Regions from separate parts of the Homo sapiens genome. Here region 1 is linked to region 2. Evidence: chromatin contacts called from ENCODE Hi-C or POLR2A ChIA-PET data. All regions are on one chromosome and are shown on one strand. Each heading gives the region's core, a stretch centred on a gene start or an enhancer-like site at or near the end of the contact. The rest is flanking DNA. Distances are from core to core; before and after follow the strand shown.

Region 1 (5,985 bases), core at 1,869-4,368, 380 kb before region 2:
TCTGTCACCCAGGCTGGAGGGCAGTGGCACAATATCAGCTCACTGCAACCTCCACCTCCCGGGTTCAAGCAATTCTACTGCCTCAGCCTCCTGAGTAGCTGGGACTACAGGTGCACACCACCACACCCAGCCAAGTTTTGTGTTTTTAGTAGAGACAGGGTTTTGCCATGTTGGCCAGGCTGGTCTCGAACTCTTGACCTCAAGTGATCTGCCTGCCTCGGCCTCCCAAAGTGATGGGATTACAGGCATGAGCCACCACACTTGACCTGTATTTATATTTTTTAAAAAATCAAACTAATTTTAAGAAAGCTCTGGCATTCTTAAGATGCTTAAAAGAGTTAATTGGGTCGTCCCTGCAGCCAGCTCAGCACTATTCTGCATAATCCTGTGTTTCCTTATCCAAGAAGTTTCATTGGACAGACTAATCATCGCATCTCTGTTATGAGATTTTAAGACTACAATTTCTTTTAATCATTCAGGCCAAACTGAACCTGAATGAAAAAAGGAGTTTCCTTTTTCTTATTTAGGCATGGTTGTGACACACTACACAATTTTTCTGATGTGCTGTCTCTAGCCTCCTAATGTCAATAAATATCGATAAGGCCATACCATGTACTGGGCTCCATTCTGCAGGATGGGCGGTTCCACAGTACACTAAATATGGAATCACTGAAGGCCCGTTAGGTTTGGAGGGAGAGGATGGAGTGACAAAAAGCTTTTACTCTCAGAATAAAACTGGAAGACACCAGAGCTTCTATACTCTAGAAATGACTTATGGACCATATCAATCCCTAATAAATATTGTTTAGTTTTGGCTTTTTTCAATCCTGGTGTCTGCAGGTTAAAAGAGTTTAATTTTTTTTTTTTAGGTTAACTACAAAGCCACCAGCAGGGGGAAGTGTGCAAAGAGAAGTCTGGACCGCCTTGGAGCCCCAAAATGTCCTGGGCTCCTCTGTAAACAGGGAGGCTTCTTTTGTGCCTTGGGTAGAAAAAAATAAATAGCCCTATTGTGAGGCTGTGAGAGAAACAACCTTTAATCCTTGCAAAGCCCAATAATATTATGTATATTGACTGAAACCCCGTGGAGTGGGCCTGACGGGGTTTTTTCATTACCAGGGTACATTGTAACCTAGCTACCTTTGAAAAGTAACCAACATCGAGAGGCACTTGACATTTGCAAAGTATTATGGGTGTCCTCTCTATGTCTTCTCAAGTTCCCAAATTTACAATGGTCTTAATTTAAAAGTTAAGCCAGGGGATCAATTGCTTAGTGTAGGGCCAGGCTGCCCTTTTTAAAACAAAACAAAAAATACCAAACCCCTGTGGGCCAGTGTGACCTGACTTCCTTATTTGACTCAGATTTTGGTGGGTTGCATGTTGCCTTGTGTTGAATTTCAAAGGAAGGTGTCTGAACTCAAATCGGACGGTCATGTTCCACTTCTCCAGGTGTTGCTGAGGCATACGAAGGCTGCAGCAGCTGGTAATGAGTTGGTGAAAATGAAAAAGGAACATAAGTAGCTTCTTTAGCAAATCCCCTGGAAATGACATGGAGCCTTGAGGATCGATAACATCGACCCATCTGAGGGCTACAGCCCTGCTCCCTCTGACTCATCTGTAACAGTCACAGCCCAGGGAAAACAGCAACATTATTACGGGCAAAACTATGACCAAATCAACTGGGAAAATCAAACTTCAGCCTGCTTTCAGCTCACTCTATTTGGGCAATGGCAGTGGGTCAACATTAGAGCAAGGATCAGGCTGAAATCCTAAGGGAGAACTTAAGTGGACCACGGCCATGCTTTCGGAACATGTCTTTACGACCTTCAGGGATATTTGCACCACTATCTGTCTCCTACTGAAACCCAGACCGTTGTTCAGGAAGCTGAACTCCTGAATTAGAAAATTAGAGGAAGGGGAGACAGAGTCCTAGTTACTTTTTTGAAAGTGTTCAGATAATATTTGAGTCCTTTTTTTTTTTCTTTTTCTTTTTTGCGATGGACTCTTGCTCGGTCACCCAGGCTGGAGTGCAGTGGCGCGATCTCAGCTCACCGCAAGCTCAGCCTCCTGAGTTCAGGCCATTCTCTCGCCTCAGCCTCCTGAGTAGCTGGGACAATATTTGTGTCTTTTGTAGTCAAATGATCTATCAGTGTTTCCTATCAAAATCAGGCAGGCTGTAATCATTGCTAAGTAAATTCAGTTTGTTTACCATAGGTTCATGCTGAGACTACAAAGATGAATGAGTTGACTCTTGACTTTGGAGTTCACAGTCTTTTGAGGGAGATGGATATAATACTAGCGATATCCAGTTTGACAAGTACTGTTGCAGCAGATCACTGGTGGACTCTGGAAACCCAGAGGACGGGAACCAATTCAGTTGGGGAAGGATTTGCAGAGAAACTGATGCTTAAACTAGAGCTGGATTGCTGGGGACCTTGAATGACATGGCACAGAGTTTGGACTTGACCTGTAAGCAGCAAGAAGCCACAAATCAAGGGACTAACATAATCCCATGGCAGTTTTGGAAAGATAACTTAGGTGGCAAGTGTATCTGTCAGCGACTGCCACAATAATGCTGTGTAACAAAGCTTCCCGAAACTTAGCATCTTAAAACAGTAAGCATTTATTTTTCCCTTGTGTATCTATAGGCCTGCTTTGGTTCTTCTGTGCTTGACTGGAATCAGCTGAGCTTGACTCCACATTGCAAGATGGGTTCAAGTTAGTTGTGCTTTCTCATTCTTCTCAGATCAATCACTATCTAGATCATATCATTCTCATGTGAGATCATCTGAGTATAAAAGCATGAACAGAAATATGCAGTGTTTCTTGAGGTCTCCATGTAGACCCAGCATACACATACACACGCACACACACACACGTCCATGCACACACACACACCTCTCTCTCCCCATTAGCCAAGTCAAGTCATGTGATTGAGCAACAGACCAACACAATGAGGAAATAAGTTCCACCTTTAATGCAAAGAACCACAAAGTCACAGGCAAAATGTGTAATGAATAATTCTTATACACAGAGGACATGATCAGTTGTGAACAGTGATTCATTCAGCATCGGGGGGAGGACAAGCTAGGGGTGGAGAAAACACAGCAGTTTGTGATACGTTGAGTATGGGGCCATGTCAAACAGAAGGAAACAATCCATTGAGCAACACAGAGAACTCTTCTGAAACTGCAGGGTCCTACCAAGTTGGCCTCACTCATATATTTAGAACAGGGAGAAAACTCCAGATAGAACATTATTAAATGGCTGGTTGAAACATTTAGGAACTCCCAGTTGAATTATAGTCTTGGCAGCAGCTGCCTTTCAGACCCATCTGGTTTGAATTGGCAAAACTGCAGCTGTGCTTTTTGGTATGGGTGAGCCTTTCTTTTGAGTAATGGGCCTGCATGGAAGGGGTGGAGAAAGGATGAAGCCATTGTCATGAAAAATGGGTAGAGAGAACAACATAGCTACTACTGTTTTGCTTTGTAACATGGAAGTAGGCCTGTGGTTCTGGGCTGGAGGACAGATTCTTGCAGGATTACTGGGTCTCCTCGGCTTCTCTAGAGCTGTCATACCCAGTAGATGCTGTCACATCACATACTTTGGTTATGAATTGGTTGTTTTGCTTTTATGGGACTGGTATAATTAGTTTCACATTTTTAATTTATAGCATCAGCTAAGCTTTTTAATCCGTTATTTATGGCAAAGAACTAAGAACTAAATTGCCCCCTGCCCCCTCTACAGAAAGCATTGCAGTTCCATACTTTGTAATCAGTTGTTTGGCTAAGCCTTGTGGCCTTCTTAAAGGAAAAGTTTTCCCACAGAGGAGTTGGTGTGGTTTCTTTGGATTTCTTCACCCTGAATCCTGGAAACCCTGAACAACAGAAAAAAAAAAAAAAAAAAAAAAAAAGGCCTTCAGCATTTCAATGGAGTAATGTTTCTCCAAAGCCCTGCTTTAGAAGAAAGTGAAGCTGGCAGGGATGAGAAACTCATGCCAGAAAATTTCCATTTGAAGAAAGGCTCTTGTGTTGAGTTGTATTTTCTGTCTTGAGCTTCCCCCCATGTAGTACTCAGGTGTATCATAACTGAAACCACTAAGAGATCTCGAGCACATGGGAAGTGAACTCAGATGTCTGGGATATGTGTGAAGAGGTCAACACCATGAATCAAGGGTCATGAAGATTAGACAAGTGAAGAACGAAGCAGAGGGATAGACTCAGAGAGCATCCTGGTCTATATCTAGTTTATTTAACAGGGCTCTGATGCATCTAGTCTGGTTTGAAAGAACAGCTGGGAGATTTTGGAATCTTCCTCCTTTTTTTTGCAATGAATTGTATTGAAGGCCACACCGTAAGTCACCGAAAAAAAAAATTCACAGTCACACTGTAGGGCTGGAAATACAGGGCACCCCATAGCTCACACTTGGCTCTGTTGCTGAGATGGCATGAGGAGAACGTGGACTGCATCCAGCCTGGTAGCCCCAGTGGGAGCCTGAACTGTGTGTAAGCTACAGTTTAGGCTTTCATCCCGACTTTGACTCTTGGCCCAAGCCCATTTGAGCTGGAGTGTTGAAGGGTTAAAGATGAAGCACTGGGCTGTGCGGAGCAGTTTCTATAGGACAAAGGGGCACACTGACACTGAGCTGGGGTCCTCCCCCTTCCCCCTATCTAGGCTGAGGGGTCTCCGTGTTTACTGGATGTTAAATAAATACCGATTGAATCATATGTTTAATGAGGTGTATCAAACATGTAATAAGATACGTATCTATTAAACAGTTGTGAAATCTTGGTAAATATGTTCTTAATAATAAAGGGTGCAGATGGCTTACAGATTGGAGCGGGGAACAAAGACCAAAGCAGCTTATGGAAGGAATAGGAGAGCCATCTTCTGAAAACTGAGAGGACAGCTGATGTTCAGCCAGAATTTGAGACATGTATCTGCACTCAACTGGAGCAAAAATGGGACCCGGGCCCATAAAGGAGAAAGCCAGAAACTTCAAAACCTCAAGACTAGGAGAAACAGCAACTAAAATTAAAGACAGAAAACATGGCTATTCACAAAAGCATCACCCGTGTTTTAAATACACCTTCAAGTTTCAGCAGTAAGTAGTTCTTATTATCATGCACTTACCCCCTGAATGTCCCCAAACTGCGGGGACCAGCCAAGTATTAGAAAACAAAAGAGTTACATGAGATGTAGGTAAAGGATTATTAACGTGTTTTTCTTTCCCTAAAAAGTGGTAATTATCATATTATATTGCAAAATGCTATTGAAGTTACCTCAGCAAACTACTATTGAAAACCGATCTCTTTCTCCTTGCACATGTGGGTCGAGCTAAGTTCTGGTTAGTTGTGATTGTTTGCCAAATAATTGGTGCTTACAGTTGAGAGAAAAGAGAAGGAAAGGAAAACTTGGTGAGGCAGGGTGTCAAAGTAAAATCTGAAATAAACACAAAGCCCATGACCCCGTTTCCCAACCTTTCTCAAGTCATTGCACACAATAAAAGTGATTCTGTTTGTTTGGCACACTGGAGTAATCAAAGGCTGGGTGCTATCAGCCCAGGGGCTCTGATCCCTCAGGCCTTTCCAGATGATCTTCAGGGCTAAAGAATCCCTCTCTCATCATACCTTTTGGGAAGCTATGTCCTACGCCATATGGAGAGACACAGATCTTCAGGGACAAAGGTCACATTCTGTCTTTCAGATCAGAAACCATCCCAGCTCGGAAATAGTCAAAAAGAGTCAAGGACACTAATAATTAACATCTTGATTACTTCCTGCGTTTCTGACGTTGTTCGAAGGGTTTACACGCATGCACTTTTTAAACAATACAATTACTAGAAGGCAGATATTATAATTACTTCCACTTAAGAAATGAGGAAATTGAGGGACACACACAAAAAAGTCACTTACCCAAGATCCCCCAGCTGATAGAGGGTGACCCTGAGACTCAAAGTCTGCTGGGCTGGCTGCAGAGGGCATATTT
Region 2 (6,525 bases), core at 1,600-4,099:
AAAAGCTTTAACTCTATCTTCAAAGTAAGCAGATAGGTTATTTTGTTTTTCAAAGAAGAGGTCCTATATACAATTAAAACTTGTTTCTGGTAAACCTCATTCCAGGAAAGATGAGCTTTTAACAAAAGGCTTTTGACAGCTGCAGGCTATTTCATTTTTTTTAATGCCGAATGAAAAATCAATACATTTTTCTGGGTTATACATATTCAGAACAGGCCTGATATTTCCATTATAATGGAAAGTGGGTGTCTGTGCACATCTCGCCTGTCAGAGCTGCACCGCCGCATTTTCCAAGCCACTGCTAAATATTTCAAACCTGATTTGATTGTGGTTCATGACAGCTAATGTTTCTCAGCTCTTGAGCCTGCCGACAGGCAAACGCACTTTATTTCACCCCCACCCTCAAACATCCCACCCTCCAAAGAAAAAGGAAAGAACAATTTCATTCTTCGGGGATCACAGATTGGTGTATTATTTAAGTAACATGATCATGTGAGAGCCTCGGGTACAGATACCCTGATTCTTAGGAGAATTTCCAAATTTCTGTCACACTGAGGCACTATGGGGGCTTTGTCAGGTTTGGGGAAGGTTTGAATTAATCTGCATTATCCTGTTAAGAGTTAGGAACAGAGGGACTAGTCTTAATCATTGATTGACTCCCCTTCCTTCAAGCTTATAAGTGATTCGTAGAATACCCGCCGTGGACACGTCACTTGGCCCCCATTATTTGGGAAAATAGTACCTTTTTTTTTTTCTTTTTTAAACAGCTAGAACATTTTCTTGGGTGATGCGTTTGGGGAGTGCATACAGTGAGGTTGCGGGGTTGAATGCTGGCTTTGTGGTGATGCCACCTCTATTTTTGGCTTCTGCCTGGTGCTGCTTTCGCGAACCAATTTCCAGGTTGTTCATAAGATTGGTGCAAATTCCCATGGGGCTGCCAGTTGGCATGCTCTCCTCCTTCAGGAGCAGATTTCACCACCGATGGGGGAATTGTGCAGTCACCTTTACCAAGATGCTAAGTATAAGGTATATTAAGAGATCAATTTGCATTTGTGGTCAGCAAAACCACTTTGATTGAAGGGAAATTTTCTGGGACTGGGGTATCATCCCCTTAACTGAAGCTGTCCTAGGAAGCTTTCCCCTTTAGAAGGTATTTATCTGCTGGAATTCTTGCACTTCAGGGCTCTGCACTTAGTCAGGAAGCCTGAGTGATGAGCAGGCTGGATTTTGCCAGGCACTAGTAAGTAAGTGCTATCTGGGAGAAGCAGTTGTAAAAAGGAGGTGGTGATGGAAAGAGTTTTGTTTTGTTTTGTTTTTGAGACAGGGTCTCACTCTGTTGCCCAGGCTAGAGTGCAGTGATGCAGTCATGGCTCACTGCAGCCTCAACTGCCTGGGCTCAAGTAATCCTCCCACCTCAGCCTCCCAAGTTAGCTACGACTACAAGCATGTGCCATCACACCCAGCTAATTTTTGCATTTTTTGTAGAGATGGAGTCTCACTCTCTTGCCCAGGTTGGTCTCAAACTCCTGAGTTCAAGCAATCCACCTACCTCGGCCTCTCAAAGTGCTGGGATTTACAGACATGAGCCACCATGCCCAGCCAAAGAGGTTTTTTAAAGGCCTTCAGTCACTGTTGAACATGGAAATGAAAGGCAGAAGGGACCCTAGGAAGACACTGCAGTTTTCCAGTATTTGCTTTTATTTCCCTAACTCTTTAACATGAAAACACACACAGGAGGGGGTGCTCCAGTTTGAGGCTACTGTGGGCTTCCGTATGGGTTTTAGAGACACCTTCTCTGGTGTCTTCTAAAACACAGAGCTGTCTGGGAGGCATTGGGCCTGCTACCTCCTGCCCAGAACCAGGGCGGGACTAGGGGAGTGGGGATGACCTTCTCTCCCAGGTCCTGGCCACGCCCTTGGGAAAGCATTCCTGGTGTGCTCTGGTTGGGATTGGAAATACCATTAAATGCTTGAAGGAGAAGATGGTTTTGATTTGTCTGTTTCAGCCTTAAAAATGGCACAGTGGCTGTTATGTGTCTTGGTCTCTTTTTCTGTAGGAAAGACAGGATTTTCCAGATAAAACCGATCATCAGTCCATCAGGTCTTCACTTGTTCCCACCATCTGTCAGTAGCTAATATTATAGGGGAAAAAAATCTGCAGCCTCTGTAATAATGACCCAGCCAGTTACCAGTGACTTCGCAGAAGAGGGGGGAATGCAATCCATGATCTGTGGGGGGAAAAGCAAAAAACCTCCCCTCCATTCTCCAGCACGTGTGTATCAAATCTACATTCCTAAAGAGAACAAGGGCTAGATAACAGCCCTAGGAGCTTAGCGTGTGGACGCAGATCTCTGTTTCAAAGCGGGATGCTATTTTGCCCCTGGTTCCCACGTGTTTCCAGGGCCGGGAGACCAAGCCCTTCCCCAGGCCTGGCTCTTGGTAAGCAGCTTGCTTTATGCTTTCGGAACCAATAAAACACACCCTGCCTGCAAAGCATCGTGGGCCTGAGCTGTCCAGACAAATTTTCAGTTTGCATCTCTGTTTTTTAATCATTTCTCTACCTTTATTGGTATTCAGAGCTCACAGTTTTCCGGTTACTGTCAGCCTGGGCTTTCATCCATTTTAAAGAGCTATTTTTCCTCTTGCTGTTGATGATGATGGTATAAAGACAGATGGTGTAACTGCTTATGAATGTCCTATTTTATTTCTCCAGGACCAGACAGTTCACTTGAAGACATATATTATTTCCACATGCTCAGGTTAGGCGGTCCAGACTCCTCTGCCTCCTGCAGCCAGCTGCCCTTCCGGGCCTCGCCATGCGGAGGGCGACACCTGTAGGTCCTGGATGGAACTGCAGGGATGAGCTGGCTGGGCTGAATGGGACCTGCTTTTTAGGTGGGGGTGGGGGACTGAGGACACTGATCCCCTTGAAAGGGAGCTGGCTTATCCAGGATTTTCGTAATCATTTCTTCTTCTACCACGCATAGAACAGCCTTTTAGTGAATGAATCACAAATGATAATATTAAACCTAGGAACTCAAGAAGAGGACTTGATTTGTAAATCTTTTTAAAAAAAGAGATAAGCAAAATAAGTTCTTGAAATAACCTCTTTCGTTGATCCTCTCATCGGAACTCAGCTGCCTTCATTTTCTGCTTGCAGTAGGGCAGGGAGGGAAGAAAGCAAAAGCCCAAGTGGGCTCACAGAATGAGAGCTCCAGGAATATTCACAAAGCAACATGCAGTTTCCATGCTTGATGCATCAATGATCTGCTTATACATTACAGTCTCTAGTTTCTCAACAGATTTGTTTGGTAAGGCTCAAAGAATTGGGGTCAGTGTTGGGTGACTGTGAGTTTTTAGTGCTCTGCTGTGATAGCTGCAGGCTGTATAATGTGCTGGCTTGGAGATGGCCCCCCAGTGGGTAAATCCCTTCCCATGTCTGCTGAGCAGCACCTTCAGACACTGCACATCACCATCTCAGGGTGTTCTGTAGTTTGTAGGTATCAGACTGTCTTCATCTAAGGTGGTCATATGTATGCACTAGAGATGAGAGGCCATTGAGCCATCTCTTTGCCTAATCAAATTTGATTATCCCATTTATGCTGGAGATTGCAAATTTTTTGTGTGTGAAAAATCAGACCTTGGCGATGACCTTGGGCAGTAGGATATAAATAACTCCTACAAGCTTAGTGTTCCAATAATGGAACAATAGGCATAAATGTATCAACACTACAGATATTTTGTATCACAGCATGTATTGGGACAAATAAGGGTCCTTTAAGGGACCTAGCTCATCTGGGTAGACCGAATGCAATAATATTCATTGACCGCACGCTGGTATCACCATTCAAAGATGAATTTTATCATTATAGTGTTGAACAATTTTATTGAAATCCTAAAAATGTGCACAGAACGTCCCACCTGGACATAATGAAGATAGTTCCTGTGTCACGCTGTGTAATTTGTTATTACTCTACTGACACCTATACATGTTTACTCTACTAAATGATGTATGGTGTCAATGTGGGGCTCTATATCTGATTGACTTCAAGCTGTGGTTGCCTGATTTTTCTCTGTTTGAACTAAGGGTAGGGTAGGGAAACTTGATGTTGACTTTATTGTGCAGTGAGACAAAGAAGGAGACAGAGAAATTATATGTGGAATCCTGAGTTGGAGATGAAAATAAACAGTACCGTATTTCACCTGTATTCCCAGTGACTGCCTCATAAACTCCCTCTTGGTGGTAAGGAAGAAAGAACGTTCCGTGACACTAGTTCAGTTTTCCAGACCTTGGACCTCCATCATCTCTTGAGTCAAGACAATCTGATTCTAAATAGACATCTTCTTCCTCAGTGTTTTAGAAACCCTTTGAGACCAATTTACTTTGTACTCCTGTTACTTCCTTCGTGAGATACATTTAGAGGCTGTTTTCTAGACAGTCAGAAGGCATGACATTTAGAAAAATGGAAAAGTAGCATTGGGGTAGAGGCTGTTTTCTAGAGGGTCAGAAGGCATGATACTTTAAAATACTGAAAAGTTGAATTGGGGTTGGACAGACCTCTGGCGGTGCTGGATAGAGGCCTGATCCAGTGTTCTAAGCCAGACCCAGTACTTCCTTGCTGGGGTCTGGTCTGCTGACAGATGTGGGCATCCTTGCCCTCACGCCTGTGTACCTGAGAAAATGTGCTCTTCACAGCCTCCTAATAATTTCATCTTTATTAAAATTATTTCACCTTGGTTTGTCCACTTTATTCATTCCCTTAGCCCACTCTTACTGAATGCATGTTTTGGATAATGTTTCGGAGGGCCAGGAAAGCAAGAGAGAAGTGTCTCCCCTTCTTTCCCTCAGCATCTAGAGTATCTTATTCTCTTCTTCCCCACTTGGCTGAACGACATTTGACTTCATAAGCAGCCTAGCGTTGGCAGCCGTCATTCTGCCTTCACTGTAGCACTGTGTACTGAACTGGAGAGAGGTTTCCTGCATTAGTTTTAAACCCGTAGTGAGTGAAGGATGGAATTGCTTCAAAAAGAAAGTGTACGACTCTGTTACAAATTTTTATCCCTTACTCTACAAATCTCACTTCCCACCACTGCCTCCTGGCATGTTCACAAGATACCATTTGGTTTCTGGAACTCTTCAAACTGATGAACTCATATCACTGATATTCTGTGACTCTTCGCAACCTGCATGACTTCCAACAATTCCCACACACTCTGGCACATGCATAGGCACTGTGAGCCCTGTGAGGGGTCAGTGACTGGGGCTGGTCTAGGCCAGTACCAGGAGGCTTTGGGAATGGAGCTAGGCATGAAGTGAACAGGTGGCCATGTTTTGCATTTTCAAGTGTAAAAGACTTGCATGCAACTTCAGGGATTCAGGTGGAGTTACTGCTTCAACCAGGATTGGTTTTTCAGTTAGAACTACTCAAGCGAAGCATTCAGAATCTATCTGGAAATACCTAATGGCCACACATCTGGAGCGAGTCACAACCTCATACCAACTGTTTACCCAGAAGGAAAGTCCCCACTGCTTACCCAGACCTCAGTATATCCTTAGCACCGTCAGTCTCCCAGGGGCCTCTGGAAAGAGAAGGGGGACGAGTCATTGGTGTCTGTTCTGTCGTTGGCAGTTGTTTGCAACAGAGGCCAAAAGTCCTTCATCTTCTTTTTATTTTTAACCCTTGACATGTTTTTCTTCTGTTTCAGAAGAAGCCATTGAAGATGTTGAAGGACCCAGTGAAACAGCTGCTGATCCAGAGGAGCTTGCTAAGGACCAAGAGGGCGGAGGTGAGAAAGACCAGGGCAAGTGGACAGGTAGTGTGTGTGGCTGTCCTTGAGCCTTCTCATCTTTCCTTCCCTGGAAGAATGGAGCTAACAAGTCAGGGAGCGGATACATCCTTAGTCTGCCCAGAAAAAGGATGAGTGGGAGGGAGATTTCGTTTGCTTCTTTGAGCAGTCACCTTTATTCTTCTTTATTATACTACATTATACTGTAGTTTTTAATGGTTAAGCTTTTTAAGTGGCACCAAAGCCAGCTTGCTTATTGAGTATCCAGGTAAGTGCCAAGCTGTGTGCAAGGGCATCTGGGTGTTGGTCACATCTCTTTGGTGGCTCTTCACCAAAATGCCCTTGATGTCATTCTTCCTCTATTGAAGGTCCAGTCGCTGGTCCCACCTGCTCCCAAGGCCAGTGGAGAGATTTGTCATGTGGAACTTGATCAGGGTCACCCCTGATTCTTAGCCTCAAGATTCTCTAAGGGTCAGGCACAGTGGCTCATGTAATCTCAATACTTTGGGAGGCTGAGGTGGGAGGATCACTTGAGCCCAGGAATTCAAGACCTGCCTGGGCAACATAGCGAGTCCCTGTCTCTACTAAAATTCAAAAAAAAAAAAAAAATGCTGGGTGTGGTGGCACACACCTGTAGTCCCAGTTACTCGGGGGGCTGAGGTGGGAGAACCACTTGAACCCTCAACTGGAGGTTGAGGCTGCAGTGAGCCCTAATCATGCCAGCCACTGCACTCCAGCC

Evidence for each region. Hi-C counts contacts between places; a loop is a spot of excess contacts on that map. ChIA-PET counts read pairs that join two places held with the same protein, here RNA polymerase II (POLR2A). Pooled maps may share reads with other maps.
Region 1: a pooled map shows a loop between it and region 2 (5-fold over the local background). The contact joins two enhancer-like sites. A Hi-C loop is called at or near these places in 2 of 168 maps with a recorded cell type or tissue (Right ventricle myocardium superior and spleen) and 4 of 50 pooled maps. POLR2A ChIA-PET finds 5 or more read pairs at or near these places in 3 of 52 experiments (AG04449, OCI-LY7 and activated B cell).

Annotation. Positions count from the first base shown.
Region 1 is chr16:73,212,769-73,218,753 of GRCh38, reverse strand. It overlaps a transcript of ZFHX3 not described here. Among named protein-coding and RNA genes, the nearest start is that of ZFHX3-AS3, 17 kb to the left of the region's middle. Within about 2 kb of position 3,118, at least 5 of the 41 ENCODE cell types and tissues checked have a DNase peak (open chromatin) inside an H3K27ac peak, as active enhancers do.
Region 2 is chr16:72,829,040-72,835,564 of GRCh38, reverse strand. ZFHX3 (zinc finger homeobox 3) reads left to right here. Exons shown (of 10, transcript NM_006885.4): 5 at 5,706-5,786. Among named protein-coding and RNA genes, the nearest start is that of ZFHX3-AS1, 170 kb to the right of the region's middle. RefSeq lists an enhancer at 2,278-2,447. Within about 2 kb of position 2,849, at least 3 of the 41 ENCODE cell types and tissues checked have a DNase peak (open chromatin) inside an H3K27ac peak, as active enhancers do.